Regions from separate parts of the Homo sapiens genome. Here region 1 is linked to region 2. The links are chromatin loops, found by intact Hi-C in ENCODE. Cell type or tissue: heart left ventricle. All regions are shown on one strand. Each heading gives the region's core, and the rest is flanking DNA. Links, peaks and the distances in the headings are about the cores only.

Region 1 (15,358 bases), core at 3,375-11,374, 230 kb after region 2:
CTTTTGACCAAAGTTAGAAATGGAAAAGAAAAAAGCATGTAAGTGTATAAGCTTCAGAAGTAATAGGTTATAGTGTGCTAAGCTCGCCAAAGAAGAGACTAGGTTCTTATGTGAATCTAGTTATTTTGATGAAAATTCCAAAATTACTCCCTTCACATAAGCCACCACAGGGGGCAAGAGCAACCACAACAGCATTAACTCAAAATACAGGTTGTGTTCATTTAAAATATACTAAACACGTCATGGCAGCAGCAGTGGCAAAAGCAACAGGAAATGCAGTATTTCAAATACTTCTCCACTGGGGAAATGTCCAAGTTAGAAAGATAGTATAATCTGACCTGTATCCTTCGAGAGCCCCTGTGACAGATGAAAATGTACCAGAACACAGGGGAAGGGCAAATCAGAGCAAAGAGAAAACAAGATACATACAGGTAACAAGTTAGGGGGATGGAGAGCAAGGGTACAGGCAGAAAATAATGTCTGGATCCAGGAAGGCAAACAGGCCTGCAAAGCCTACAGTGTCTGTTTTCCCACCTCCAGCTCCTTCAGAGCTGATCCCAAGGCTGACTATCCTAGCCTAGAAAACCCATCCATATTAAGCAGAAGCCCTGTCCATATTGAGTAAGGCCACCTCATGCTTGAATTTTGACTCCCACTGACACTGTCACTGACTTCAGTCACAGGCCAGGACCCAGATAACAACTCTTGTTTTCTGGGTTGGGGGATAATCTATGGTAGACTGCAACATCGTCACCAATTTTTTTCCTCCCTGCTTGTCACACTCTCTGCCATGTGACTTTACAGTTCCTCCTACTGCAGAGTGTGCCTTCTCACACCTTGACTTTGGATTTTGCTTATCACATGCATTGGCCAGTGGGATGCTAGCAAATGGGCCGCAAACAGATGTTTGAAATGTGCTTGCATGGTTGTATCATGTTCTGCTATTGTCATGAAAAGAACATCACTGACTCTCCCTCTCCCTCTCCCTCTCCCTCTCCCCCTCTCCCCCTCTCCCCCTCTCCCTCTCCCCACGGTCTCCCTCTCCCTCTCCCCACGGTCTCCCTCTCCCTCTCTTTCCACGGTCTCCCTCTGATGCCTAGCCGAAGCTGGACTGTACTGCTGCCATCTCGGCTCACTGCAACCTCCCTGCCTGATTCTCCTGCCTCAGCCTGCCGAGTGCCTGCGATTGCAGGCACGCGCCGCCACGCCTGACTGGTTTTCGTATTTTTTTGGTGGAGACGGGGTTTCACTGTGTTGGCCGGGCCAGTCTCCAGCTCCTAACCGCGAGTGATCCGCCAGCCTCGACCTCCCGAAGTGCCGGGATTGCAGACAGAGTCTCCTTCACTCAGTGCTCAATGGTGCCCAGGCTGGAGTGCAGTGGCGTGATCTCGGCTCGCTACAACCTCCACCTCCCAGCCGCCTGCCTTGGCCTCCCAAAGTGCCGAGATTGCAGCCTCTGCCCGGCCGCCACCCCGTCTGGGAAGTGAGGAGCGTCTCTGCTTGGCCACCCATCGTCTGGGATGTGAGGAGCCCCTCTGCCTGGCTGCCCAGTCTGGAAAGTGAGGAGCGTCTCTGCCCGGCCGCCATCCCATCTAGGAAGTGAGGAGCGCCTCTTCCCGGCCGCCATCCCATCTAGGAAGTGAGGAGCGTCTCTGCCCGGCCGCCCATCGTCTGAGATGTGGGGAGCGCCTCTGCCCTGCCGCCCCGTCTGGGAGGTGAGGAGCATCTCTGCCCGGCCAACCCGTCTGAGAAGTGAGGAGACCCTCTGCCCCACAACCACCCCGACTGAGAAGTGAGGAGCCCCTCCGCCCGGCAGCCACCCCGTCTGGGAAGTGAGGAGCGTCTCCGCCCGGCAGCCACCCCGTCCGGGAGGGAGGTGGGGGTCAGCCCCCCGCCAGGCCAGCCGCCCCGTCCGGGAGGGAGGTGGGGGGGTCAGCCCCCCGACCGGCCAGCCGCCCCGTCCGGGAGGGAGGTGGGGGGGTCAGCCCCCCGCCCGGCCAGCCGCCCCATCAAGGAGGGAGGTGGGGGGGTCAGCCCCCCGCCTGGCCAGCCGCCCCGTCCGGGAGGGAGGTGGGGGCGTCAGCCCCCCGCCCGGCCAGCCGCCCCGCCCGGGAGGTGAGGGGCGCCTCTGCCTGCCCGCCCCTACTGGGAAGTGAGGAGCCCCTCTGCCCGGCCACCACCCCGTCTGGGAGGTGTACCCAACAGCTCATTGAGAACGGGCCATGATGACAATGGCGGTTTTGTGGAATAGAAAGGGGGGAAAGGTGGGGAAAAGATTGAGAAATCGGATGGTTGCCGTGTCTGTGTAGAAAGAAGTAGACATGGGAGACTTTTCATTTTGTTCTGTACTAAGAAAAATTCTTCTGCCTTGGGATCCTGTTGATGGGTGACCTTACCCCCAACCCTGTGCTCTCTGAAACATGTGCTGTGTCCACTCAGGGTTAAATGGATTAAGGGCGCTGCAAGATGTGCTTTGTTAAACAGATGCTTGAAGGCAGCATGCTCGTTAAGAGTCATCACCACTCCCTAATCTCAAGTACCCAGGGACACAAACACTGCGGAAGGCCGCAGAGTCCTCTGCCTAGGAAAACCAGAGACCTTTGTTCACTTGTTTATCTGCTGACCTTCCCTCCACTATTGTCCTATGACCCAGCCAAATCCCCCTCTGCGAGAAACACCCAAGAATGATCAATAAAAAAAAAAAAAAGAAAAGAAAAGAACATCACTGCTAGCCTTCTGGTCCAAGAAGGATGAGACACCCACGGAGAAGAAACAAGTCAGGGCTTCATGTGCACATGGTTTATTAAGGGGTGCTCTCCAGTTGACAGGAAATGAGGAGGCAGGGAGGACTTTGTACCCCCACCTGCCCCCTCCTGGCAGTCAGAGGCCGCAGGCTACCAGAGCAGGTGGAGGCAGAAGCTCTGGGCAAAGAAGCTTTGGCTCCTCAGAGGGGTCCAGGAACAGGTGGCAAGAGTGAGTCTTGAACCCCCACAGAGGCTGGGGAAGAAACACCCCCTATAGGAAAAGGAGATCCCAGGAAGTATGGGCAGGGAACCAAAAGCATCTGCTTTAATGGCTGTCTTAGAGTGTGTCCTAGTCCATTAGGAATCCTATAACAGAGTAACTTAGACTGGGTAATTTATAAACAATACAAATTTATTGCTCACAATTCTGGAGACTGGGAAGTCCAAGATCACACCAGCAGTTTCAGTGTCTGGTGAGAGCCTGTTCCTCACAGAAGGTGCCTTCTAAGTGTTTTCACATGGTGGAAGGGGCCAGGAGGCACCCTCAAGCCTCTTCACTAATCCTATTCATGAGGCGTGGAACTCTCATGACCTCATCACCTCCTAAAGGCCCCACCTTCTAATACTATCATACTGGGTATCAGGGGACAACCCAAATGTCCATCATGTGATAAATGAATTAATAAAAGTAGTATATCCATATAATATTATTCACCATTAAAAGGAGCAATAAATACTGCTACATCCTACAACATTGATGAACCTTGAAAACATTGTGCTAAGTGAAAGCCAGATACAAAAAAGCATGTATCATATGATTACTTTTACATGAAATGTACAGAATAGGCAAATCCATAGAAACCGTAGATTAATGGCTGTCAGGGGCTGTGGGAAGGAAGGAATGAGGATTGACCACTCGTGGTCTGGAGTTAGACAGTGGCAGTAATTGCACAACACTGTGGGTAAACTAAAAAAAAAAACACCAAATTACCAAGAAAAAAATCATGGGGGAAATACTTTCAGATTATACAAATCCATCCCTTGACTCTAAAAACCATTGCATGCCATTAGAGGAATCCATCTGCAACATTTACCACTGTGGTAATCATCTAATGGGAATTTGCTACTTCCCTCCTTCTTTACACATTTATTAATTGGGATTTATTTCACTCCAAGAAAAAATTGTCACTCCTCTAATTATTTGTATGAGTATGAACTCATGGATATTTTATTCTATGGGTCCAACACTATTATTATTTATTTTGTTACTCAAATTGTTTCAGCCTTAGCAATCAGAAGTGCCTTCAGGTTGGCTCTTACATTCCTTTGAAAAACCCTTCCTCCCCACCATCATTTTCTTTTTAAAAGTATTTCCTTACTTTCTGGTTCCATAAGATGTTCCAGGTTCATCTTGTATTTTCATTTCCCCAGCCCTGGAATCAGCCACTTCTAACGAGCCCTAGTTTTTTTTCTTTTTCTTTCTTTTTTCTTTTTTCAATTGGAGAACAGTGTTTAGAAGCCAAGATCTGGATGCTAGGTGTGTTCATTAATACTAGGGTGTTGGTATTTCTAAGCCCTCTCAGTAGGCGGAGCTAGAAATGTGTATGTGTGTGTGTGTGTGTAACAAAATACCTTAGACTGGGTAATTTATAAACAATACAAATTATATATACACACACAAATGTTAATTATATATATGTATATGTACACACACACATAGACATACATACATTTGTATATATATATGTGGTGATAAGGTTTGGCTGTGTCTCCACTTAAATCTCATCTTGAATTGTAGCTCCCTTAATTCCCACATGTCATGGGAGCCACCTGGTAGGAGGTAATTAAATCATGGGGGTGGGTCTTTCCTGTGCTGTTCCTGTGATGGTGAATAAGCCTCAGGAGATCTGATGGTTTTATAAAGGGCAGTTCCCCTGCACACGCTCTCTTTCCTGCTGCCATGTAAAGACATGACTTTGCTACTCATTCACCTTCCACCATGATTGTAAGGCCCCACCGGCCATGTGGAACTGTGAGTCCATTAAACCTCTTTCCTTTATAAATTACCCAGTCTCAGGTATGTCTTTATTAGCAGCATGGAAACTAATATATACAGCTTAGAATATTATATTACATATATTCTAAACCACATATACATATATGATTTAGAATAACATTCAGGCCCTCCATGTAATCATCAATCATTAATGTTTAAGGGACACTGAGTTCACTTTCTCTAATAATCTGTGCCAAAAGTAACAAAAGAGGACATCAACAGATGTACAATATATATACATACAGACATCTATATACATGCACACACCTATATTTCTTGCTATATTATTGTTGTGTGTATATATCCACACATCTATATTTCTATATCTATTTATCTGTATATATTTTTAAAACTACAAGTTTATACTGATAGTTCAGATTCCAATCTAATACACGGGCTCATTTGTCTTCTCACTTTACTTATTTATAACTTCTTTCTCTAACACTGAGAAACCTGCTCTTATTATCTACAATATATTTTTGTTCTAGTATACAAATAAACTAGTTTCAAAACTGTTAACCCATATCCCTGTGAGAAATACATTTACCAAACTAGATTACAGCATGTATGTACAGTTCTGTTTTTAGCTTTACAGTACCTGGTCAAAATATTGCTTCACAAAGTCACTTGGGTTAGTTCTTCCCTGTCCAATTCATTAAGGTTATGTTATTAATTAGTAATACTTGGTTCATTTGTTAGTATTTGTATTCCATTTTATGGCTCCTGCCCCTCCATATCCTGATTGGCTTAACTGTTTATTTGGTGAGCCTATGAAGAGTATGTGAACTATTACTGTGGTTCTAAGAGTCGGAGCTATAAAAAAGAACAGTGTTCTGTTCTCTTACATACTTTTTTTTTGTATAGTTACTGTTTTTTTAAGCCACCAGGATTTGAGGTGTTTATTGTGGCATTCATTCCAATGGTCCCGAAACAAGAAATTAAAAGTGCCCAATATAAATAACAGTTTTTTCTGAAATTATATAGTTGCTTTTTTGTGTTAAAATGTCCTTTTAAAAGATGAGATAATGATAGTAGATAGTGTGTTGTTTCCATGTTAAGGCCCTTAACTCAGCAAAATAAAAAGTTGGCCTTAGTCCTCCAATTTTTTTTTTTTTTTTAAGTTTTTCTGGTCCATAAAACACCATAGCCTAGAAACCACCTCTCCATTCTACCAATCTTCCCTAGGACATTTGAGAATTATTCCCATTGTACACTTTAAATAGGTGAATTGGATAGTATATAAATTATATCTCGATAAAGTGGTTGTAGAAATATATTCCTCCACCATCTCTTTTTAAATCCTTGAACAGCAATTAGTCTATCAGACACAGTTCAATGTGACAGTAAATATTTCTAGGGGCCAGGAAAGAGAACTAAGGCTCAGGGCCTAGACACAGACCCAGGAATGAAGTTCTTGGAACGTTAGGAAGGGGAAAATTAGCCTAGGAAGCCTGAGGCCATGAAGCACCAGGACAAGAGGAACCCTGGCAGAAGGACAGGTAAGAAATAGTGATCAGGAGGTAGGAGCCATGTCAAATGCCCACAGGAGGCAGGAGGCAAGAGAGTGAGGAGGTTCATCTGTAAGAAAACATGAATGGTGAGGGCTGTGAAAAATGCCCCTTCTAAAAGTATTCCACCTTAAATACAGAAAAGGCAAACAAAACATATGGCCAGTTTGTAACTGCTGAAATGATAGTTTTACCTATTAACAAATTATACCTGGCTCTGTCTTTGCCCCAACTCATCCCAGTGTCCAGTGCTTAGAAACTTGTCCCTCCTGGACTCCCAGTGACAGGGCCTGCTCAGGTGGTGCCCACAGTGAGGTTGCTGTGGAGCCTGGCTGCCCTGCTTCAACGAAGACAGGCCAACTGGAATGAATGCATGGTGCTCTTGGGTCTGCCTTGGCATTAAGAGCTTTGGTAGTTATGGGACTTCAGGAGGGGTGAAAAGGACAGGATGTCCTCCATAGGCTCCTGCCTGGAAACTTCCTGCTCCAGGGACTTCCAGTCATACGTGGACACAATGGCAGAAAGCCAGAGGCTGCCCCGGCTGGCCATGCCGCAAGCCCTGGGACTCTGCTCCTCACTTGGCTATCTTTGTTGGCTGGGTGACTCTAGCCAAATTCCTTTATGTTTCTGAATCTTCATGCCCTTATGTGTCAACTGAAAAGAATTTATCGTGTCTGTTTTCCCTAATGTGCTACATTGTTGTGAAGAACAAATGAAAAAAGAACTGTGTCAGTGCTCAGAAGAAATAAAAAGTACACCAGAAAAAGCAGTCCCAAAAACAACCCAAAAAGGTAAATGTCAACCCGGATGAAGCAAAGACAGCTTATTTGTCAAGTCCTACAGGTAGGTGTTAAGAGTAAAAACTCCCGGTTATGCTGAGTTTCTGAAGGGCAGGAACCAATTATTGGTGCCCACAGCTCAAGCTCAGCTCAAGGCACACAGTAGGCCTCCATAAAGGTCAGCTTGAATGCCAGCTCCCTCTTCCCCAGACCAAAAGGAATACAAAAATATAGAACAGGAAGCAATGCCACTCACCTCGCTGGGGCCTCCAAGCTCCTAATAGGGCTGGTCAGAGCTGAGGCTTTACAGGCCCAGTTGCCATGACTACTAAAGCCCTCTCCTCCTGCTTCTTTATTCAAAACCCCCGAACAAGTCTTGGCAAGATCCCTGCCTTACACAAATGAGCATCTATCCTGTCTCCAGGACTTGAACGGAACCAGTAACAAATAACGTGCACAAACCTCTCTAGGGTGCTGAACCCTGAAACAACACTTAATGTTATTGTGTTTTTAAGGGAACCAAAAATGGAGACCTTTTTTTTAAACAGCAAAATACATAATGAGCCATTCTGGATCATAGTCATATTTATGTATTTTTTAGAAGGACTAAACAATGACAAACTGAGAAAAATAGGAATATTCTCCAAATGTATTTTTACTCTGAATCACAGAGAATCTAGAATCTGGGCCGGGTCTTAGAAGAGTTACCCAGCATGGCTTCCAGGCAAGGGTAGAAATCCCCAAGCTGCATGAAAGCCGCTCAGAAAAAAAGACGCCAGTTTCCCCCAGGGAACAGCTACCCTGACAGCTCCCACCATACCCTTGCACCACTACCCCACTACCCTCCAAAATCTCATCCACAGCACCCTAACCCATGTCTCCTTTCCAGTCCTCAAGGAGGACAAACTACAGCTGGTGACCAACCATTCTACACAGAATTCACAAGAGTAACGCTTTCCACAGACAAGGACTATCAATGCTACTTAGATTTCCTGTGTTCTAGTGAGAGAGGTACCTTGAACCATCATCAGCACAAGGCTCAAAGTAACCACATTTAGGACATGGTGAGCCTCTTTCCATAAGTGGCTAGTCCACAAGCATCTCCTGAGGACTGGGCAAGAGTCTGCTCTTTTCCAGGCATTCCTTCTGCCACAGCTTACCATGTGCCCACAAAGGGCCACTGCTGTGTTGGGCACTGGGAAGTATACTGGGAAGTGAACAAGACCAATGCCTGCCATTGAGAAGTATGACATAAATGGGGAGAGAAGTAGCAACACTTAGATTTCCAAGTCCAGAGAACAGCTTTCAAGCAAGCAATGAGGAACTCCATATGAAGCACCTGGAGCTCAGCATATAAAACAGGCAGACAAGAAGCAGGGAGGCCACTTGGCAGGCTGTTATCATTGTCCTAATCAGACATAATAAACCCTGACCCAGAGGAATGGGTAGGAAATGAAGATTGAGACAGCAGTAAAGGATGATAGTATTTTGACCAGAAAAACTAGGAATCTTGTTGTGGCCCTGCCAGCCCTCCTACTGAGAAAAGCATCAGACCTTTAAGCATGTGCAGTTACTCACTCCTTCCACCAGCCTAGGGGGCCTACCACAGCCCCCAAATTTAATAAATCCAGGGATGGAATAAAGAAAACTGGGGCTAAAGGGGGCCACTTTCATGTGGAGACCCATCCTGGGCATCTCACACCTGTTTCCTAGCTAGTTGATGCCTCCACTCCCCTTTGATCTCTACCCTCAATGTCTCCCATGTTCCTCCAAGAAACCAAAGGTCAGGCAGTTGGGAGTATACCACAGCATGGCTATAGCTCTTCCGGCTCTCTAATCCCACTTGGAAATTACTGAGTCAAAAATACATTTTTTTAAATTCTCACTATAATTGAAGTTAACCCTGAGATACTGATAATGAGCTTTACTTCATAATAAGGAGGGAAACAAATTGGAAGTGAAGGAGTTAAATGTGTCTGTTTCCCAGAGGCCTTAGCACCACTACTGCTCATTTTCTGGAGAAGACTCTTGAGGATTCCAGAGTGCCTGCATTTCCCACCCAGGTACAATTTCATTAGCAGCTCATTAGCAGGAGTGGTGCAACCATTTCTGACTCTTGTTTTTCATAATATTTATTGGTTAATTGACACTCTGAATACAGGTTGACTGAGACCCAAATGAAAGTGCTAAAACCACTCATTAGTCAAATTTAAAACAGAGATTGTATTCTAAACATACCCTTTGTTCTCATTTATTTTCCTCAAACAGAAGTCATGATTGAATAAAAGGGTTAAAAAAGCAAAGTGCCAAGATATTGTACTTCAATTTTTAATCCTTTTTTCCCCGTACCCTATCAGTCCCCAGGAATCCTGTCATCATAATTGGCTCTTATTGTTCTCGTTTACAGCACCTGTTACCTCCACAGACAAATATGGTTCTATGAATTATTTCAGACCAGTATCAGCTACTACTGACTTCTACAATTTCCCTAGTGGCCCTGCCACAAAAGCCCCTCAGTTTGGATACTCCCAGCAATGAAAAGGGGAAAAAAATCCATAGGGATGCCTGCAGCAAAATTCTTAGGGTAGAATTTCTCTCTAGACCAGCTCTAAAGGATGGGACTCCACATCATTCTATTTATTGTTGTGGGGTGGTGTGTGCAGGGATCAGGGAGGTGAAAATGACAATCAGAGTGGGAGAAGAGGCAGATGGAGCAACAGGTACAGTGCAGAGACGGCAGTCATATAAACAACTGGTCCTAAGTCCTTGTCCACCTCCCATTGGGGGAGCCCACCCTCCTTAAATATAGGCAACTTTAACAAAACGAGGTTATTCACCTGAGCCTCCTTTCACCTGTCAAAGTGTAATGACAATCCAAATTTTCTGCCTTTTAGTTTAAAGTTTTGGATCGTTGGTATTGAGAGACCTACTAAGTAGTGTTGTGCTTTGCTTTCTTCACTTGTATTGCTGGTTTCACTAGAAGGAATTGCAGCCTTTAGCACTCGGATGACCTAGGCAATTGTTCAGCTGGTGGCAGAGGGCACAGACTCAGGAAGATCTGGTTCCAGGTCCAGTTCCACCACTTAATAGCTCTGAGACCTTGAGCAAATAACACCTATGACTCATCTGCAGAATGGGCATCAGAGTACCCACTTCACAGGGCTCACAGGGTTCACTGCCAGGAATAAGAGATCATGCATAGGAGATGCTCAGAGCTGACACCAGAGAGTTCTCAATAATGTTCTCTGCCTGGCTCTTGCCTCTCTGTGACTTGTTCAGTTTTCCCAGCTATGAGAAAAAGACCAGGGCCATGCCATGATAGATGCTCAAACTGAGTGTTAATCGGCTCTCAATACATACTTGATTGAGTTCTGCAGAGGAAAGAAGAGTACATGATTTTTTAGAATATTCATGTCAGGCTGTCTTGTTAAGGCTGCAAAAAATTCAGTAACAATGAGGGCTGCGGGGCATCCAAACTGAGAGGGCAGCAAATGAGCTGTTTAAACTTAGCCTGTACCACATCGAAAACACCCACTACAGCTTTCCTTGGCTCAGCCAACCTGCAGGCCACCAAACCCACTTAAGATGGGTCAGTCTCTGTCTCACTCCCCAAGACATCAGAATAGAAATCAAAGAGGCCATATCCAGCAGCAAAACTGAAGCAAATGTGGGGAGGATTTAAAGGAGCACAACTGCCAGCTGGCAACAAGGAAGAAGGGCTTCAGGTTTCCTGATAAACTTAGCTCAGTCACAAACTTAAGCCAGTTTTGCAACAATGCACCAAAGAGCTTATAAAAGCAGCTACCCTGCTCTGGGTTTCTGCTCCTCAGAGGGCTGTGCTGACAGGTGCCCACCCAAGCATGGGCAAGGAGGCCTGGATGTTCTAGGCCAATGCACACAAGGTTGGTGCTCCAGCAAAGCTGCTGCTGTGCACACTTCCAACAAGCAGCCTGCCTCACACCTCCACCCCACCTTCACAACAGCTGATGCTGCCCCCAACTGCACCCCCATACACCCAATCCTGGGCAACTAATGGGAACTCTGTGCTGTCACTTGATGAGAAACACTCTACCCACTATACACTCCTGAGTCTTCTCCAAGTACCCAGGCAGAAGTATATGGAACCTCTGGCCTTGGTGCTCCCTCCTATTCATAGGCAGATTCAGGCCCTACTGACTACTTGTGGTCTGGATCACTTTTGACAGAAGTCGTCTCCCAACAAGTCATCTCTCTGATATCCTCTTTCAAACTTCCATTTCAGATTTATAAAAGAGAAGGCAAATCCCTCATAACTTCAGGACCTCAGCATTCTGAGCTAGAAAGAACTTCAGGAGATCATGAGACCCAGCCCCCACTGAAAAGATAAATGTTCCCTCCTTGTGCCACTGCAGTTAAGTACAGCATCCCCCAGGACAGGCTTGTTGGCACTCTCCTTCTTACAAGCCTTCAGTGGCTCCCTGCTGCCCTCCGAAGTACCAATAATACTATCTCATGGTGTTCAAGGCCTGCCTAACCTAATGAAATCCTTGCTGATATTCTCTGCCTTATCGCCCCTCATCCACAGCTACCCCACGCTCTGGCTAAACTCCCCCTATGCTTTTCTTAGTCCTTAATGCCATCTCTTTCCTTGCTTTTTGCCTGTCAAATTTCAATGCTTTTTTTTTTTGAGATGGAGTCTTGCTCTGCCACCCAGGCTGGAGTACAGTGGTGCAGTCACAGCTCACTGCAGCCTTGACCTCCCAAGCTCAAGTGACAGTCCATTTTTTAATAGGCTAGCTTGAGCAACAACTCCATGCAGTTTTATACATTATCTTTCCATCCTTTCAATCTCTAGTGCCTTGCTTATTCTTTTCTAATGACACTTCCTCTATTCATTTTCTCTTAGTCATTTGGCTTCTTGTTAATCATTAAACAGACATTTACTGACCATCTACTATGTGCCAGGTTTTAGGAAAATTAAAAGTGAGACATGGCCTCTCTACTCTTTTTACTTTACTTTTATTTATTATTTTTTTGAGACAGGGTCTCACTCTGTTGCCCACGCTGGGGTGCAGTGGTATGATCACGGCTCACTGCAGCCTTGACCTCCCAGGCTCGAGTGATCATCCCACCTCAGCCTCCCTGGTACCTGGGACTACAAGCATGCACACCACACCCAGATAATTTTTGTATTTTTGTACAGACAGGGTTTCGCCATGTTGCCTCTCTACTCTTGAAGAGATCACTGGTCTAGTGAGGGAAACAAATCCATAAAAATTATAATACTTGCCAAGTTTTCCCCAATAGATTGTATTATTCTTGAAGTCAGAACATCTTTATATTCCCTGCATTGCTGAACAGAGTGCTTGGTACATAGCGAATGTCCATTGTGTATATGTTCTAAAACAAAGATGAGTGAGCATTATGGAAAGAAAAACAATTTCCTCTTTCTGAAATGTGGGGCAGAAGGATGTTGCAAAGATAGCCTTTAACTTGGGATAAGGGGAAAATAAACTTCTTATTTTTAAATGTATTTTAATTCCACAGCATCACTCCTCAACCCACAAGGAAAATAAGAGAAAGATACAAAGACTGAGAATTGCAAAGACAGAAACAAGCAAGCATCAAAATAGAATGGGATAGAAGTGTTGTTTAGTTCTTAACTACTACTAAACCACACACATCAGACTTTATCATGGGCTTCAGAGTATTATCACCTCTGATAACAGGATTTGATGAACTATTGGTCATAGCTCTACAACTGCTCTTTATCCTTAAACATTCAAGTATTTCCTAGTTCATCAAGCAGAAGTGGTTGGTGGTTAGGAAAACAAGAATAAGAACAATATTACTAGAGACCAGCTGGTGAAGCCTCTGAGATTATATGTGAAAGTTTTAAGTACACATTTACATTTTTCTAAAAAGGTCCATAGGTCTCATGAGTTTCTTAGAGAAAACTGTAAATCACTCTCAAAACACATACATAAACACTCATACCTTGAAGAGCCTCTGGGCCAATAATGGCAAGGCCTTGCAGCAACCGGCATCCTAATAACTGTAGGTAAGGATAAATTAGTGCAAGGCTTTTGGGCATCTGGCAACATCTATCAAAACTGTAACTGTTCATTCCATTTGACCCAGCAGATGCTATGTCTAGGAATTTATCTAATAGAAATGTTCACAGAAGTGCACAATGATATATGGATAGAGTGTTCACTATAGCATTCTAATAATTGTAAACAATGAGAAGCAATACAAATGTCCATCAGTAGGGGATTTGTTACACAATACAGCATATCCCTTCAATGGAATATATTAGTCTTCAACAAAAAAGAGGGAGCTTTGTACTGACATAAACAAGATCACTAAAACTAAGCAAAAATAAGTTGCATATATATGATTTCATCTTTCTTTTTAAAGAACATATGTTAATGTGGCAAAAGCAACGTCGTCTAATCTACCAAATCCTCACATAAAAACAGACTGACTAGAGAGCAAAACTAAACCCATGAGCAACATTTCTATCAAAACCAAGTGCAAAGGTATTGGGAAGCAACAAGTTGGCTGAGAGACCTAAGAACAAGAAAACACCTAAGTAGCTGATAGGCATTCACTAAAAATTATAGTGGGCCAATGGGTAACAGCAAGTGAACCTATGTCTAACAGTGGACAAGGACAAGAAGTCTGGGGTAGGACTTCAAGGGGCCACAGCTGTCTAGTCCCCTGAACTCTCAAAATTAACCAGTGCTCCCTACCAGGACAGGGCCCCACACTGAGAAAATACGGCTAGAAGTGAAATCAAAACTGAGTAGACTTGGACGACAGAAATAAAGGAAACAGAGTCCAGATAAAACTGGAGGAGTAAAACAGAGCCAGGAAACCTCATAAAGCAAGCTGCCATGTTTTTGAACACTACCTGAAAACAAGAGAAGAGAAAACTTTCTCAAGCTTGACTCAGAATGAAAAGGAAAAAAAAAAAAAAAAAAAGAAGAGAAAGCACTATGGATTTAGAAAAGGTAATTAAAGCCATGCTTTTTTCTAAAAGTTCAAGAAACCTAATTTCACATAAAAATGAGCAATAGAAAGTATTATGGTACAATCCTATACAATAAAATTATAATAAAAAGAAGAAGAAAGAAAAGAATAACATCCCTACATACAATGAAAGTAAGCCAGAAAGACATGGCCACAAACATATAAAAACTGTAACTTCCTGTTTCAAAATGCACTAAAGACATTTGTTAAATGGTACAAGATACTCAATAACAAAAATCAGAAATGAGGTGCTAGAGGCTGTGTATGGTGACTCACACCTGTAATCCCAGCACTTTGAGAAGCTGAGGCAGCAGGATCACTTGAGGCCAGGAGTTTGAGACCAGCCTGGGCAACCAGGATTTCAGGATCAGCCCAGGTAACACAGCAAGACCTCATCTTTACTAAAAATAAAAAAGTCAGTCAGGAATGGTGGCATGCACCTGCAGTCCCAGCTACTTGGGAGGCTGAGGTGGGAGGATCACTTGAGCCCAGGAGCTCAAGATTGCAGTGAGCTATGATAGCACCACTGCACTCCAGCCTGGGTAACAGAGCGAGATTCTGCCTCTAAAAAAAAATTAAATAAAAAGAAATGAGGTGCTAGAACTCAATGAAGAATCAGAAATAAAAGAACAAATAATCACAACAGAAAATGCCTTAAGATAAATAGAACATGAAAAGGAGGAAAGTTGGAAAAACCAAACAGAAATGGAAAAAGTAAGGTTTGTAACAAACTAATAAACAATGAAGAAAGACAAAAGAAGACCCAACATAAATATAAGAAACCCTAAACAAGCAAACAGAATACCAAAAACCATGTTTCTTTTTAAAAGCTCAAGAAATCTAATTTCACATAAAAACGAGCAACAAAAAAGAATTATAATTCAAGAAAGCTTTCCTGAAATGAAAAAAATACTTAAAACTATGTATTGAAATAACACACTGTATACCTAAGAATACTGACCAGGGATGTCCAACAGTAAGGCATATTCTAGTAAAATAATTGGATTTTAAAGGCAAAGGAAAGATCACTTGGGCATATAAGCAAAAATCAGCAAGTAACTTATAAAGAAAATTAGATTGTCATCAGCATTTTTAACAGCAAAGCCTACTGCCAGCAGAAGATGAAGTACTCAAAGAAAGAAAATGTGAGCCAAGGATTTTATATCCTACCAAAGTGCTTTGGGATGTAAAGAACACTGACAAAGTTAACATACAAAAACACAGAGATTACTGTTTCGATGGGCTCTTCCTGAAGAA
Region 2 (15,358 bases), core at 3,852-11,851:
TTTTCTATAACATGTTGGATCTGAGATGTTTTCACTATAAATACCAAATATGTCCTTGACTCCTTGATTTTTGGGAGTAGGTCAGATTTTTAAAGAAATGGATAAATGGCTAAGTGGCTCTTTCCTCTCTCCAGCTTATTGAGAAATTTTCAACTTATAAAAATCATACAGTGAATACCTAGGAAATTTATCTGTATTCATCAATTAACATGTAGATACATGTGTAGGTGTGTGTATATATAAATGTATATGTATGTATGGTATATACACAAACATCCTTTTTTCCCCCGAAGCCTTTGGAAGAAAGTTGTAGACATTGTGATGCTTCACCTCTAATATTTTAGCATGCCTCTCCAAAGAATAATGACCTTCTATACCACTAAAGTTTCATTATCCCAAGTAGGTGGCTAATTTTGGGCAAAAGGGAATGTTGAAAACCTGCCTCCTCAATATTTATAGTTGTGAAAGTTTTTTCGTGAACCATATTGAATGTCACAAGAGTAGATAATTGCCAAGTAGAGTTACATAAAGCAAACTCTGGATAGTGTTTTTGAATTTTGAAGGTTTGTGCATAAAAACCCAGGCTATGAAATTTGATACCCACTTTTTTTTTAAAAGGCCATAGAAAATTCTATATTTGTTGATTTTTCTCTGTTGCCATATGTCTTTCTTTTTTTCCTTCGCTTATACTTCTTCTATTCTGGTTATTTAATGCTAGCTTAGGGTTCCTGTCATTTAGACCTTGGACCCAATATTTTACTGTAGCTAATTAGCAATAAATTAAGTAAAAATTATATGAAATCATTTTAAGGGGAAGAAGGACAACAACACAAATTAGTTGTCATCACTAGCGTTTTTTACCTGTTTAACACCTAAAAAAAAGATCTTGGTTCTTTCTCATTTGTTCGTTTGCCATACATCTTGTCTGTTCACTTACAGGCCTGTAAAAGTTAATGGGTGATGGTAAATCATGGTGGAATTCCTAGGGTGAAGATGAATGCCTTCCTCTGTTTATCTTGTCTCTACCATACTGTGAAATTAGTGATGCATATTGAATTTTTTTAAAGCCATTGCCCCCTGGGCATGATGGTTCAAGCCTGTAGTCCCAGCGTTTTGGGAGGCTGAGGTGGGTGGATTGCGTGAGCCCAAGAGTTTGAGACCATCTTGGGCAACATGGTGAAATCCCATCTCTACAAAAAATACAAAAGTTAACTGGGCATGGTGGCGCACGCCTGGTCTCAGCTACTCGGGAGGCTGAGGCGGAAGAATCGCTTAAGCCTGGGAGGTTGTGGCTACAGTGAACCATGGTCGCGCCACTGTGCTCCAGCCTGGGCGACAGAGCGAGAGTGTCTCAAAAAAAAAAGCCATGTTTTGATTATAGGCAGTCTACTTAAGAAAAATGAGATTAGAGGTTTTGTTAAATCAAATGGAAAAAGTGGTTTTTAAGTCACAGTGAAAATGTGGGACACATTTAAAAATCCATAGCTAAGATTGAACATTAGAAAATATTTTAAAAGATGGATATGTTGCAGAATGGCTCACAATGTTGCAGTCTTAAACAGGGGAACAAAAACTCATGGTAAGTGGATCAGTCATCTGCTATCATGGGTAGTGCTGGAAATGGTGTAAAAGTGTCTTATGTAGTTATGATGAGGAAATCACTTCAAAAACAGACTTTGGTGGGAAGGAGGATGTGATAAATCTGTTCCGATTGCTCCGTTTTAGAGCCTCCTAATCAGTCTATAAGATATCCCTTGAGTCTTGAGGTTGGTCACATTCTTGGGCCAATCACCCCTGGTCATGAGTAACCTTGAGGTTTCGAAACCTAGAGTGCCATACAAACAGTACTGTCTATTCATGCCATCAGTGTAAGAAAAGGTGGGAAGCACTCATTTATACTGAAGACATGGAGACTGCAGTAGCATTCTTAAATGAAAACTGGAACAATGTGTGATGTGAGGCTGAAATTTGAGTATTATGGTAGGGATCTTGAAAGAAATCTTGGCCGGGCACGGTGGCTCACGCCTGTAATCCCAGCACTTTGGGAGGCCAAGGCAGACGGATCACAAGGTCAGGAGATTGAGACCATCCTGGCTAACATGGTGAAACCCAGTCTCTACTAAAAATACAGAAAAATTACCTGTAATCCCAGCACTTTGGGAGGCTGAGGCGGGCAGATCACAAGGTCAGGAGATAGAGACCATCCTGGCTAACGTGGCGAAACCCTGTCTCTACTAAAAATACAAAAAAATTAGCCGGACATGGAGGCGGGCGCCTGTAGTCCCAGCTGCTCTGGAGGCTGATGCAGGAGAATGGTGTGAACCCAGGAGGCGGAGCTTTCAGTGAGCCAAGATCACGCCACTGCACTCCAGCCTGGGGAACAGAGGGAGACTCCATCTCAAAAAAAAAAAAACCCAAAAAATAAACAAACAAAAAACAGAAAAATTAGCCAGGCGTGGTGTGGGGGCCCCTGTAGTCCCAGCTACTCGGGAGGCTGAGGCAGGAGAATGGTGTGAATCCAGCAGGCGGAGCTTGCAGTGAGCCAAGATCGCACCACTGCACTCCAGCCTGGGCGACAGAGCGAGATTCTGTCTCAAAAACAAAAAAGCACAAAAGAAAGAAATCTTCTTGAGATTTAGAAATGTATTTTAGGAGATGGTCTCTGGGTATGTTTCTCCTAAAGGTAAAAATCTTTAGTTTCCTTTTATTGATTCACGTAACAGTGAACAGGCTTGGTCCTGTCAAAAAGCACTGGAGTGAGGATAAACGGTGAGGGCAGTGGAGCACACTTGAAGAAAGCTTAGAATGATAAAAGGGTCTGGAAGAAGCAGAAGCAACTGGGGATAGATTTTTGCTTATTTATGAAGCATTCAAAAACATTTAGAACCTCTAGTGAGTGTCAGAATATAACCAGCAATGTCTGCCTGTCAGTCAGTTCATTCTGAGTATGTGACACATGCAAAGCAGTGTGTTGGGCACAATGTAAGAGGAGGAATGAGGCTCTGATCCCTCCCTTCTGGAACAGACAAAGTTTCTATAGGGGGTTTAATGGGAGTGTCATCATAGGTACAGCCAAAATGCTGTGGAAATTGCAAGGAGGTTGAGGTTATTTCTATCTGGGAAATCCAGGAGGCTTTCTCTTCTAGAAGATTTATTTTGTAATCTTTTGGTTAACTTCTATCTTGATTTTAAAAAAATGGTTCATTTTATTTCTGTTGAAAAATATTAGACAAATTATGTTATGTGGAGAATTGAAATCACCTACATTAATTAATACTTGTTTACTACGTGGAACTTTGTATAAACATTGTTGTAAAGTCCAGAAAGGCTCACATAATATTCACTTTTTCTGTTTCTTGGATTCTCTCATGTTGTTATTAATATTTTTATGGACACACATTCGTAAAGTGTCTTCTTTCTTCGTTTTGTGTTGCTTATTACCAGGTTCCACTGGCTTTTTCTCTGAGGCAGTGATTCTTAACTTTGGATGCACATTACAGTCCTTGGGCAACTTTGATGTTTCAGGTGTACCCCAGACCAATTAAGTCAGAATCTCTGCGTCAAGATCCAAGCGTCAGTTATTTTAAAACACTTCCCAGTTGATTCCAGTGTGCAACTAAGGTGGAAAAACTGCTCTGGTAGTTTATTCTGTTTGTCCCTTTCTGTCCCCACTGCCATTACCTTACTTCAGTGTCTCCTCACTTTCTCCATTTTCCACTTTGTTCTGCCTGCCCAGGCCAGGCTGAGCTCCTGTCTTTAGTACTAGGGCATTGTTCATTATGTTCTGGAAATTCCCTTCCTACCTATGTAAACCTAATCTACTCTTTCTTCAGGCCCCACATTTGTTTTTCATCTCTTTGCTGAAGGCCATTTCAAACTACATCATCTTACATTATTTCTTTGGTGCTTGAAGTTTTGTGCCTTATTGTATACTCCCTTGAATTGTTGTTTAATTGCATTTCTTTTATCCATTTTATTCTGCAACTAGGTTTTTAAGCCTTTGGAACATGACAACTCCTTAAAAATATTCATTCATGGTCTAGTATAATGCTGCAAGAGGTGCTCAGTAAATGCTTGCTTAATGAACTCATGCTGGTTTGTAGGAATGAATAAAATGAATAATTTTGGATTTTCATGGTGCTAAGGAGGTAATAGTGTGGTGGAAAAAACCAAAGACCTTTACCCTTATGGGCCTTACATTCTACAGTGGATGAAGGAGGAGGCTGTGTGGTTTATTTCTACTTCCTATTAGATCTTTCACTATACAGATGACATTTGTTGAAAAAATTAAACCAAATACTCTGGAATAAGCAATTAAGTGAAAGTGATATCTTAGAGCAGAGTTAAATTTAATTCATCAGCTGAGGGCCAAATCCCCTTTTAAAGTTTCCAAGGGTCAGGAGGCTAGCAGCCTTAATGTTATTGCTTGCATAGTGGTTTGATGAAGAGTTGGTAGGTAGTCTTGGCTCTACAACTAACTTACTATACGGACTCTAAGGAAATATTGACATAAAAGTAATGCATTTGACCTCTACTTACTTAACATTAGGGAAATATCACAGACCCATGACAGTGGAGGTTTTGCGACCCTTCAGTGTATCCTTGTAGTTTCAGAGATGACTTCCAGGTTTCCTTGAAATGAAATGTGGTTATTGTGGTTAAGTTTAATTTGTTTTGGCTCTGTCAGCCTAAAGTTGCTTTGCCTGTGAGAGAGAAAAACAGCTTTGGATGGATGTTATAATCTTAAAAGGTTTAAAAGTGAATGGATTGAAATTAAAATGAAATGTAATTAAATTTGAAAAAGTTATTACCATTTTTTTTCATGATTGAAATTCAGACATGTGCATTAAATTACTAAAATACCACTACTATTAGCATTTAGGGATATATATTTTCAGGTTTTTTTCTTTTCTTCTTCTATGCAGAGCATAAAATAACAGTTTTAATTCTCTCAGTGTTTTCTGCCTATAAACATGAAATATCCGTAGAACTAGGTTTCAGACTATTAAGTTAATGGGTTAAAACAGTCTGCTGTCTGGTTAATGGGTTAAAATTTCTGTTTTTCAAATACATAGCTGACTTGGTTGCCCAGTTGTGTGTTTTAATGTTCTCTGAGTTATTTCAGTGCTACTGAGAAAGACTTCTGAAGGGCTCTATGCTTTATACAGCTGACTTCTTTATTTCATGCCTTTCATTCTGCTGAGGGATATGCTGACTGTTAATATGTTCCTTTCTCCGTTTTTTAAGGCATGTGTTTTTCCAATAGTAGAATTTATTGGAACTAAACTTGTCTCTGTTACCATACCCCCCTTCAACCCTGACTCCTCAATGAACAAATAAGCAAAACCTACCCTTTCCCCAAAACCTCCAAATCTGAATATACTTAATACAATGTCTGAAACATAAAGGACCCTCAGTCTTTGAAATGAACTCCATTTGGTTTTGACCAGAGCAGTCTTGCCCAGCAGGTCATGGTCGTGTTTGACTGACTGGCGTTAGGGCTTATAATTGGTAAGAACAAACACATGCCATGGGCTTAAGTAGTTCTAGCTCTCTGCTATTCAGTGTGGTAGCCACTCACCATATGTGGCTATTGAGCACTTGAAATGTGACAAGTCTAAATTGAAGTTTGCTGTAAGTACATCAGATTTCAGAGTTAGTATAGAAAAAAGAATGTGAATTATCTCACTGATATTATTTTAGATATATTGGGTTAAATAAAATCTATTAAACTTTATTTTTACCTGTTTCTTTTCACTTATGGCTACGAGAAAAATCATATTTACATTGGTTATATATGTATCTATAACTTGTATATATGTTATAAAAATTATATGGGTGGTTTATTTCTGGCTTGCATTGTATCTCTGTTGGATAGTTCTAACCAATAAGTAACCAACCAGCTAAGGTGAGTAGATGAGAGGTTAGGATCAACTTTGTTCAATGTCCAGAATGGCATGGTAGTCCATGCATAGTAGCTATTATAACTTGTATTCTTTTAATACTTAAAACTGTAGTTTTAGATAGAAGAAAATTGGTTCAATTTAGGACCTTGTAAGGATAATGTTTCTTAAGGATACATTTTATCTTTGTTCTTGCCTGAAAACGTTGGACATAGTAGTTGTAGGATCCCAAAAGAAGAATGCAGTAACTGGACATACTTTGGTTGGACTGGATGTATATTTGAGGAATATGACTATGTTAATACATCAAGTATAAAATTTTAATTCGATTTGGGTAAATTTGATGTGGATTGTATGAATGGTATGCAGCTAATGTTCATTTTCAAAGATCTTTTGAAAAGATATATTGTTATTATAGTGAAGTGAAGCACTCAATTTAGATGTTAATCCTTTCTCAGTTTTGCAAATGCCTTCCTGGAATCTCTTTAGCATAGCCAGAGCTTTTGAAGGACTCTGAAGAGCTTGTTACTGCATTATGTTGTGGCTACACTTTTCTTTTCTTCAGAATTAGAGTAGCTTAATTTTTTCCTGATTATAAAAGTTCTGTGTTCATTATATATTGTCCATAATCCCACCACTCATTTTTGTGTATAACATTCCAGACTTAATTCGGATCTGTGTATATGTACACTTATATCTGTTCTTTTCTTACCTTTTCTTTTTAAAAATGTTGTTAGTAATGATTGTCCATACTTTTACACTGCTTACCATATGCCAGCCATTGTGCTGAGAGACATTTTATCCCCATAATAACCCTATTGAGTTGATAATTGCTCAAAAATACATATACACACAGGTGCAGTTTGAGCTCAGATCTGTCTGACCTGAAAGTCTGAACTCTTAATACTTTTACCATTGTACATCGTCCCAAGTTAACAAATATGATTTTATAACATCTTAATGGTGGCAGAGTTTTCCATTAAAATTAAATACCCCCAGAACTAAAATAAATACTGGAATCTAAATTTCAGTATTAAATTTCTAAAATTGGATATCCTAGACTAAGTAAAATAGATCCAGGTCTGGGATAGCTGCTTGAAGTGAGTGGAATGTCACTTGCCTCTGTGTGAAGAGACTGCCAAACAGGCTTTTTGAGAGCAGTAAAGCTTTTTAATCACCTGGGTGCGGGCGGGCTGAGTCCAAAAAGAGAGTCAGCGAAGGGTGGCGGGATTATCATTAGTTCTTATAGGTTTGGGATAGGCAGTGGAGTTAGGAGCAATTTTTTGTGGGCAGGGGGTGGATCTTATGAAGTACATTGTCAAGGGTGGGGAGAATATTGCAGAGTACCTTCTTAAGGGCAGGGGAGGATATTACAAAGTACTTTCTCAAGGGTGGGGAGGGTGTATTGTCACAAAGTCAATTTATCAGTTAGGGTGGGGCAGGAACAAATCGCAGTGGTGGAATGTCATCAGTTAAGGCAGGAACTGGCTATTTTCGCTTCTTTTGTGGATCTTCAGTTGCTTCAGGCCATCTGGATGTATACATGCAGGTGACAGGGGATATGATGGCTTAGCTTGGGCTCAGAGGCCTGACATGGAGCAAAAGAGCTTTTAGAGTATTTTCCATGCTAGACTGGTGGTACTTGAGTGCTGTAGCTGTTTAAATGGGCTCTGTGGTTTGCAGGTACAGAGGCTGAGTTTTGTTATACAGTTATGGTATGATTTCCATCTTTCTTTGAACTCTTGAGTTTTCTGCAAGAGATGCTTACCTAAATTAGTAGTCCATAGTTCTGTAGAGGCATTTGAAGATTATTTTATTGAATTGTTAGTGTAAGCTTTTCTGTGAGCTGCCTAATAAACAGGATTTGGGAGAGTTTATATAAGTAGATGATGCATTGAATGCAAAATTTGAGCCTGTGTAGGACTTGCTTTTTTGACAGCGGCATTTATTTTTATTTTTTATTTAATAAATTTTATTTTTACTGTATATGTTTAAGGTATACAAGGTGATATTTAGATATACATAGTTAAATGATTACTACAGTGAAGCCATTTAACATATCTGTTATCTTAGAGTTACCTTGTGTGGGTGGTAAGAGGGCCTAAAATCTACTCTCTTAGCAAGTTTTCCAAATACAATACAGTGCTATTGACTATAGGCTTCATGCTGTAGATTAGAGCTCTAGATTTTTTATTTACTTATTTTTTGCTCTGTCACCCAGGCTGGAGTGCACTGGTACGATCACAGCTCACTGCAACCTCTGCGTCCCTGATTCAAGTGATTTTCATGCTCCAGCCTCCCAAACATAATAGCTGGGTTTAGAGGCTTGTGTTACTAAGCCTAGCTAATTTTTGTATTTTTAGTAGAGATGGGGTTCCGTGCTATTGGCCAGGCTGGTCTCGAACACCTGGCCTCAAGTGATCCACCTGCCTTGGCTTCCCAAAGTGTTGGGATTACAGGTGTGAGCCACCATGGCTGGCCAAGAGTTCTAGATTTATTCATCCTGCATAACTGCAACTTTGTATTCCTTGACATAAGTGTCCCCTACTCCCACCATATGGTAACCCACCTTTCTACTCTCTTGTTTTTATTTATTAGAGAACATGTAAAAATCATGCAATAGTTTTCTCTGTGTCTATTTCACTTAGTATAATGCCCTCCAAGTTCATCCATGTTGTAGAGCAGCATTTATTTAATTTGAAAACACTTTGTCAAAAATTAATTTGTGATTTTCTTACGGTTCAAGATAAGGAGTTTAAAAGATCTTCATAACTCTGAGAAAGACATCTTACCCCAGTTATATTTGTGTTGCTTTCAAAGAGGTTTGAAGTACTTCCCATTTATGAGCTATCCTGGCATTGCGCATTGCAGTATTTAGCAGGCAAGTTCTTAATCTCTAATACCAGAAAGATGCATGTTTATGTATTTGTTGAAGTGATGCTGGCCTGATGGAGCAGTAGTGGTTTTGAAATCAGAATGATGGAGCAGGCATGTAAGCCTGCCCAGTGTTAGGCAGCAGGTGGATAGGAGTTTAGCCTCCTCAGGATTGCTGTTAGACTGTCCTTTATATCACTTTGTGCTGTTTAGCCATCAAGCAGGGTTGAAAAGACTTCATATCTAAAGTAGTATTTCTGAATTAACAGGTAATAACCTCTAAATATATCAGATTATTAGTAATTATCTCTAGCTGGTGGGGCGATGGGCACTATAAATTTTCTTTGATATTTTTTCCCACATTTAAAAAAAGTTTTTTATGTTGTTAATGTCACAAAGTTTAAAAAACTTAGACCGTTAGATTTGCGTGTCTTAGATTTTTAGGTTTTGTTTATAATCATACACCGTGTTCATTTCCAAAGCACTATTAATATGGAAATTTGATGGTTTTTCACACATTAATATGTTGATTCGTCCTTTCGAGGTAATGATTCATTCAGGACTAGTTTGGCTAAAGTGGTTAGTTTGGTTTTATAAAAAATTATAGTATACATTTCTATCAAGTCTTGAAGTGAGACTCAATTATCTCTCTGTGATAGCATTTGCTTCATTCTTTTCTTGCAGTGTATATCAAAGCGATTTTTGACCTTGGAAGTATAAAATTGTGAAGGTAGAATTTGGAAGTGACGTTCGTTATCATGTGGTCTAGGGGTTGACAAATTATAGTTCTCAGGTCAAGTCTAGCCTGCCACTTATTTTTATAAATAAAGTTTTATTGGAACACAGCCATACTCATTTAGTTGTTTCTTCCTTCTCCTCCTCCTCCTTCTTTTCTTCTTCTTTCCTCCTGTTCCTCCTCCTCCCCCTCCTCTTGATCCTCCCCCTCCTGCTCCTTCCCCCTCCCCCTCCTCCCTCCCCTCCCTCTCCTCCCCCCCCTTTCCCCACTCCTCCGTCTTCTCTTCTCTTCTCCTCTCTCCTCTCTCTTCTCTCTCTCCTCTCTCCTCTCTCCTCTTTTTGGTTTTGTTTGTTTGTTTTGAGACAGGGTCTTATTCTGCCACCCAGGCTGGGACTGCAGTGGTGCAATCACAGCTCACTGCAGCCTTGACTTCCCAGGCTCAGGTGATTCTGCCATCTCAGCTTCCCCAGTAGCTGGGACTAGAGGTGTGCACCAGCATGCCTGACTAATTTTTTGTATTTTTTGTAGATATGGGGTCTTGCCATTTTGCCAAGGGTGGTCTCAAACTCCTGGACTGAAAGCAGTCTGCCTGCCCCAGCCTCCCAAAGTGCTGGGATTACAGGTGTGAGCCACCATGCCTGGCCAAGTAGTTTCTAAAGAGACCGCATGGCCCCAGAGCCTAAAGTATTTGCTATTTGGTCCTTTATAGAAACTTGCCAATTTTTAATCTGTTTCAATCAGCTCCCCAGTAGCTGGGACTGCAGGTGTGCACTGCCATGTCTGGCTAAGTTTTGTATTTTTAGTAGAGATAGGGTTTCACCATGTTGGCCAGGCTGGTCTCAAAGTCCTGATGTCAAATGCTATACCCACCTCAGCCTCCCAAAGTTCTGGGATTACAGGCGTGAGCCATGGCACCCAGCCCAACCAATTAATTTTTCTGAAGGTTTTAAATTATAAATTCAGTTTCTTCAGTAGATATAAAACTAAGTTATGTATTGTTTCTTGGGTAAATTTTGGAAGATTGTGGCTTTCAATGAATTAGTTCATTTTATCCACTTAGTTGATTTTGTACGCATGGAGATGTTTGTTGTAATCTCTTACTATCCTTCTACTGTTTAGCATCTGTAGCAGTATTCTCTGTTTCATAACTATTCTTGATAATTTGTTTTATTTTTTCTTTCTTTGTCAATCTGGCCAGAAGTTTATCAATTCTAGTGATCTTTTGAAAAATCCAGCTTTGGGTTTCATTAATTTTTTTTTCCTCTAATACTTCCAATTTCATCTGTTTCTGCTTTTTATTTATTTATTTTTCTGTCTGCTTATTTTGGGTTTATTTTATTCTATCTTTACTAGTTTCCTGAGGTGAGAACTTAGGTTATTGACTTGAGACCTTTCTTCTTTGTGTAAAGATATAGTGGTATAGATTTCCCTAATCTAAGCCCTGCTTTGTCTGCATCCGATAAATTCTGATACGTTGTATTTTCATTTTAAAATTATTTTTATTTTTTTGTTGTTGTTTGTTTGTTTGTTTTTAAGAGATCGGGTCTCATCGTGTTACCCAGGCTGGTCTTGAACTCTTGAGTTCAAATGATCCTCCCACCTCGGCCTCCCAAAGTGCTGGGATTACAGGCGTGAGCTACCGTGCCCGGCCTATATTTTCATTTTTGTTCAGTTCAAGATATTTTAAAATTTTCCTCGAGTCTTCTTCTTTGATCACTGGCTTATTTAGAAGTATGTTGTGTAATTTCCAAGTATTTGGAGATTTTCTTGCTATGTTTCTGTTACTGATTTCTAGTTTAATTCTAATTCCATATGGTCAGAGAACATAAACTTTGCATGATTTCAATTTTTTTTAAATTTGTTAATTGAGCCTTGTTTTATGACCCAGTGCTACCTTTGTAATGTTCTGTTTGCACTTGACAAATAATATGTATTCTGCTTTTTATTTTTTTTTTCTTTTTTGAGACGAAGTCTTGCTCTGTTGCTCAGGCTGGAAGTATAGAGGCATGATCTCGGCTCAAGTGATTTCTCCTGCCTCAGCCTCCCGAGTAGCTGGGATTACAGGCACCCGCCATCACGCCTGGCTAATTTCTGTATTTTTAGTAGAGGTGGGGTTTTCCCATGTTGGCCAGGCTGGTCTCTAACTCCTGACCTCAGGTGATCCACCCGCCTTGGCCTCCCAAAGTGCTGGGATTACAGGCATGAGCCACCGTGCCTGGCCTGTATTCTGTTATTGTTGGGTGGAGTGAAAGTGTCACTTAGATCTAGTTGGTTGATGGCATTGTTCTATAGCTTGCTGTTTTTTTAGTTGGGGGAAAGATCTAATTATTCTAAGAATTACTGAGATAAGAGTGTTGCAGTCTCCAACTTTAATTGTAGATTCGACCATTCTTTATTTCAATTCTTGGATTGCCACTCCATGTGTTCTGCTCAGGATCTTTAGTTACATTCAGTGGGACAGACAGGGTGGAGTATATTTATTACATTTAGCCAGAACCAAAACTCAACCAGTGTTTTCAAAACTGAGTCTGAAACTAGTGAAGTGTTAGGCCATGGTTACACCCATGTTTGAACAGTTAGGACTAGAACTAAGGCTTCTGATTTTTTAGTCCAGAGATACTCCTGGTGGTGCTCTTCACATGTGATGCCATGGATGATGAGCAGTAAGCTGATACTTCCATAGAATAGAACTTGTTAAAGCTTGATCAAGTAATGTAATCTCCCCAGGGCAGCTTTCTTGGCTGGAATTGGGGTCATTAATAGCTGCCCCTCTAACTGACCTTGTTAAAATGCACAGAGAATCTCTCAAGTAAGACCAAGTAAAACCGTGAAGATGGGGATATAATGGGTGGTGTTATTAAAAAATATCAAGATGCCTTGGAACAAAAGAACAGAAAATAAAGTGTAGCAAAGAATAGGGTGAACAGGGATCTGGATAGGTGGGGACCAAGGGACATGCCTTCTGTGACAGGTGCTTTATAGCTTTCTGTGTCTGCTCCATTGCTTGCTCTCTGCCTCTAGCAAAGAGCCAAAGTGGCAGTCTCCATTTCCAGTCTGCATGATTTTGTAGTTCAGGCATCTAATCATAGCTGACAGGTCTCTCCCTCTCCTCTCGTGTGTTTGTGTGTGCAATGCCATGTTTGGTGTGAACGTAAAACTATAAAATGTATGTGCAAATGTGCAAATTGGTGTTTTTAGGGAAAAATATAATATAGTTTCTCCTTCAGTTATTCTTTTTGGCCCAAGGAGTAGGCTTTACTTTTTGGCAAAGTTGTCATGTGTTGATAATAAAAAATCGATTTATTAAAAATATTGTGATTGTTTAAATGTAGCCAATTAATAGTTGTGGGAGGCCACCTATTTAGTTTAGAATGCCCATATGTGACAAACATGTAAAACTAAAAGCTTATCAATCATAACTTTCTACCCTAATAGTTTTTATCCATTCATTTTACATTTTTTTAAAATTAGGTGTCTTAGAGGATTTAAGGTAGTAAATAAAAACTCATTGTGACTAGGGCAGTTAAGGATTAAACAAATTGGGTTTGTGTGTTCGGTTTGTCTGCCCTCAAACTAGCCATAATGTTTATTTATTTATTTTTTGTCTTTAACCCTCTCCTCCCCTCATTAAATATAGTTACATAAAAGGATGCCATTCTGCTTTTCATGATGGGTAGTTCAGGTTCTGTCATGAGCATTGAGTTTCCAAACTGTCCTTGTCGGAGACAGGAGATTTCCTCCTTTCTGACTTCAGACCTGCTGTGTTGAAAGTTGCCTCTTTGGTTGATATATTTCTCAGTCATAATGCCAACTTAGAAGGGCACAAGTCTGTGGAATATGTTTTTATTCTTAGATGGGATTATTTTATTCATTTTCAGTTGAATCTTTGTTCATATCTGATGACTGCTAATGAAGTCCTTGCCAGCAACTCAATGGCTTGCTTATTTTATTTTATTATGTTGTATGTATATATGTATGTATGTATTTATTTATTTTTTGAGATGGAGTTTCCCTCTGTCACCTGGGCTGGAGTGCAATGGTGTGATCTCGGCTGACTGCAACTTCTGCCTCCTGGATTCAAGTGATTCTCCTGCCTCAGCCTCCTGAGTAGCTGGGATTACAGGCGCCCGCTACCACGCCCGGCTAATTTTTGTATTTTTAGTAGAGATGGGGTTTCACCATGTTGACCAGGCTGGTCTTGAACTCCTGACCTCAGGTGATCAACCTGCCTTGGCCTCCCAAAATGCTGGTATTACAGACATGAGCCACTGCACCAGGCCTGTTTTGAAGAGGAATATTGGATATATAGAACCAAAGACTGTTGGGCACCAATTCCATTTGGTCATTCTCTCAAAACTGCCATTAGGGCTTTTTGTAATGTCATAATTTGGAAACATAAGGAAGATATTTCCTTTGAGTTACTTTATGCTGAAATAACATCTGGTCAGTAAATATCCTACAAGTATTACTTTCAGATGTTTTGAAATGATTGGCCTCCTGCTCTGGTTTTAACCCCAGTTGAAGACACTTTAATGTTTGCAGTTTATAATAATCTACCAAGTTGAATACAGTGTGACATCGTATTTCAAGGCTTCCTTAAGGGCTAACCGTCCTTTAAATTTAACACTGGAACATATTAGCCTGAATTACTTCTCCTTGCTTTGAGAGAGAATTACTGGTTTTATAGATTCAAACATGAAAGTCATCTTCTAGGAGTGAAAAGATTAATGTTTTGGCTTGCCCTTGCTCTTGTGTCTGTAAGAATATTGCTTACTATTTCCTGGTATAAAATGACCTGAGATATTTTATTAGAAAAATTATACCGGCCGGGGCAACATGGCAAAACTCTATCTCTATAAAAATATTAAGAATTAGCCGAGCATGGTGGCACACACCTGTAGTTCCAGCTACTCGGGAGGCTGAGGTAAGAGGAGAGCCTGAGCCCGGGAAGTTGAGGCTGCAGTGAGCCATGATGGCACCACTGCACTCCAGCCTGGGAAACAGAATGAGACTTCATTTTTCACACAAAGACCAGTAATACTGAACTGTAATCTTTTAAGCTCATACTAATAAACACACTTGTTGCCAGGAGCAGAGCATATTGTTTATGTTACTTTGAAGATTCTGTATTTTTGCTGAAAAATAGCCGAAGCCACTGTATATAGGAAAATTGTTTGTTTTCTAAAATTGGCCATTAATATATACTATTTAGTGATTTCTGTTGTGATAAAGGATCCTCTCACCTCCCTCACCTTTTCAAAACTGGTTTTTCTTATGCCGTTAAAGTTTTTCAGTTAAGGAAACAGACTCAAGGCTCTAACCCATTTATGCCAGAGGTTGCAAATTTTTTGTTGTGGAAAATCAGACCTTGATGATGACCTTGAGCAGTAGGATATAAATAGCTCCCAGAAGCTTAGCGTTGCAGTAATGGAACACCAGGCCTAAATGGGTTAAGAAATTTGTTTGAGTTTTCTTTTTCAAAGCAATATTAAATGTTGTAGCGTTCAGATAAAAATCCAATTTTAAAATTAAAATTTCTAATCATGGCAGTTAAAAAACACCTGACACCATTGGCCACCTCTTACTTGCTTTCTACAGGGCTTTCATATTGGCCAACTGTAGAGGTTAAAAATCAAACTACTCTTTTCAACTAGGTTTTTCTATCCAATGCTCCATTAACCATTTTCTTAAAACCACTCTGAACCTGGAATTACACTAATTTGGGGGTTATGTTAATAAACAGCAATAATTGTATATTTTGGATTTAAGGTATTGATCAAGTGTGAATTATCCTTAACCCTCAAGATTTGAACAGATATGAAAGTTGGTTTAGGAGGAATGGTTA

What was found. Hi-C counts contacts between places; a loop is a spot of excess contacts. Peaks named below come from ENCODE experiments on the same cell type or tissue, not always from the same donor. Only the 100,000 strongest peaks of a DNase experiment are listed, where the experiment ranks them.
Region 1: it touches region 2 in a loop (2.0-fold over the local background); 1 of 110 quality-filtered maps calls a loop at or near these places.

The regions. Positions count from the first base shown.
Region 1 is chr5:139,054,622-139,069,979 of GRCh38, forward strand. All of the region lies in intron 3 of SIL1 (SIL1 nucleotide exchange factor), which reads right to left. Among named protein-coding and RNA genes, the nearest start is that of SIL1, 140 kb to the right of the region's middle. In heart left ventricle, for the core only: no CTCF peak of the experiment used is centred there; a DNase peak (open chromatin) is centred at 6,840.
Region 2 is chr5:138,827,767-138,843,124 of GRCh38, forward strand. All of the region lies in intron 7 of CTNNA1 (catenin alpha 1), which reads left to right. Among named protein-coding and RNA genes, the nearest start is that of LRRTM2, 40 kb to the right of the region's middle. RefSeq lists an enhancer at 733-1,233. In heart left ventricle, for the core only: no CTCF peak of the experiment used is centred there; no DNase peak of the experiment used is centred there.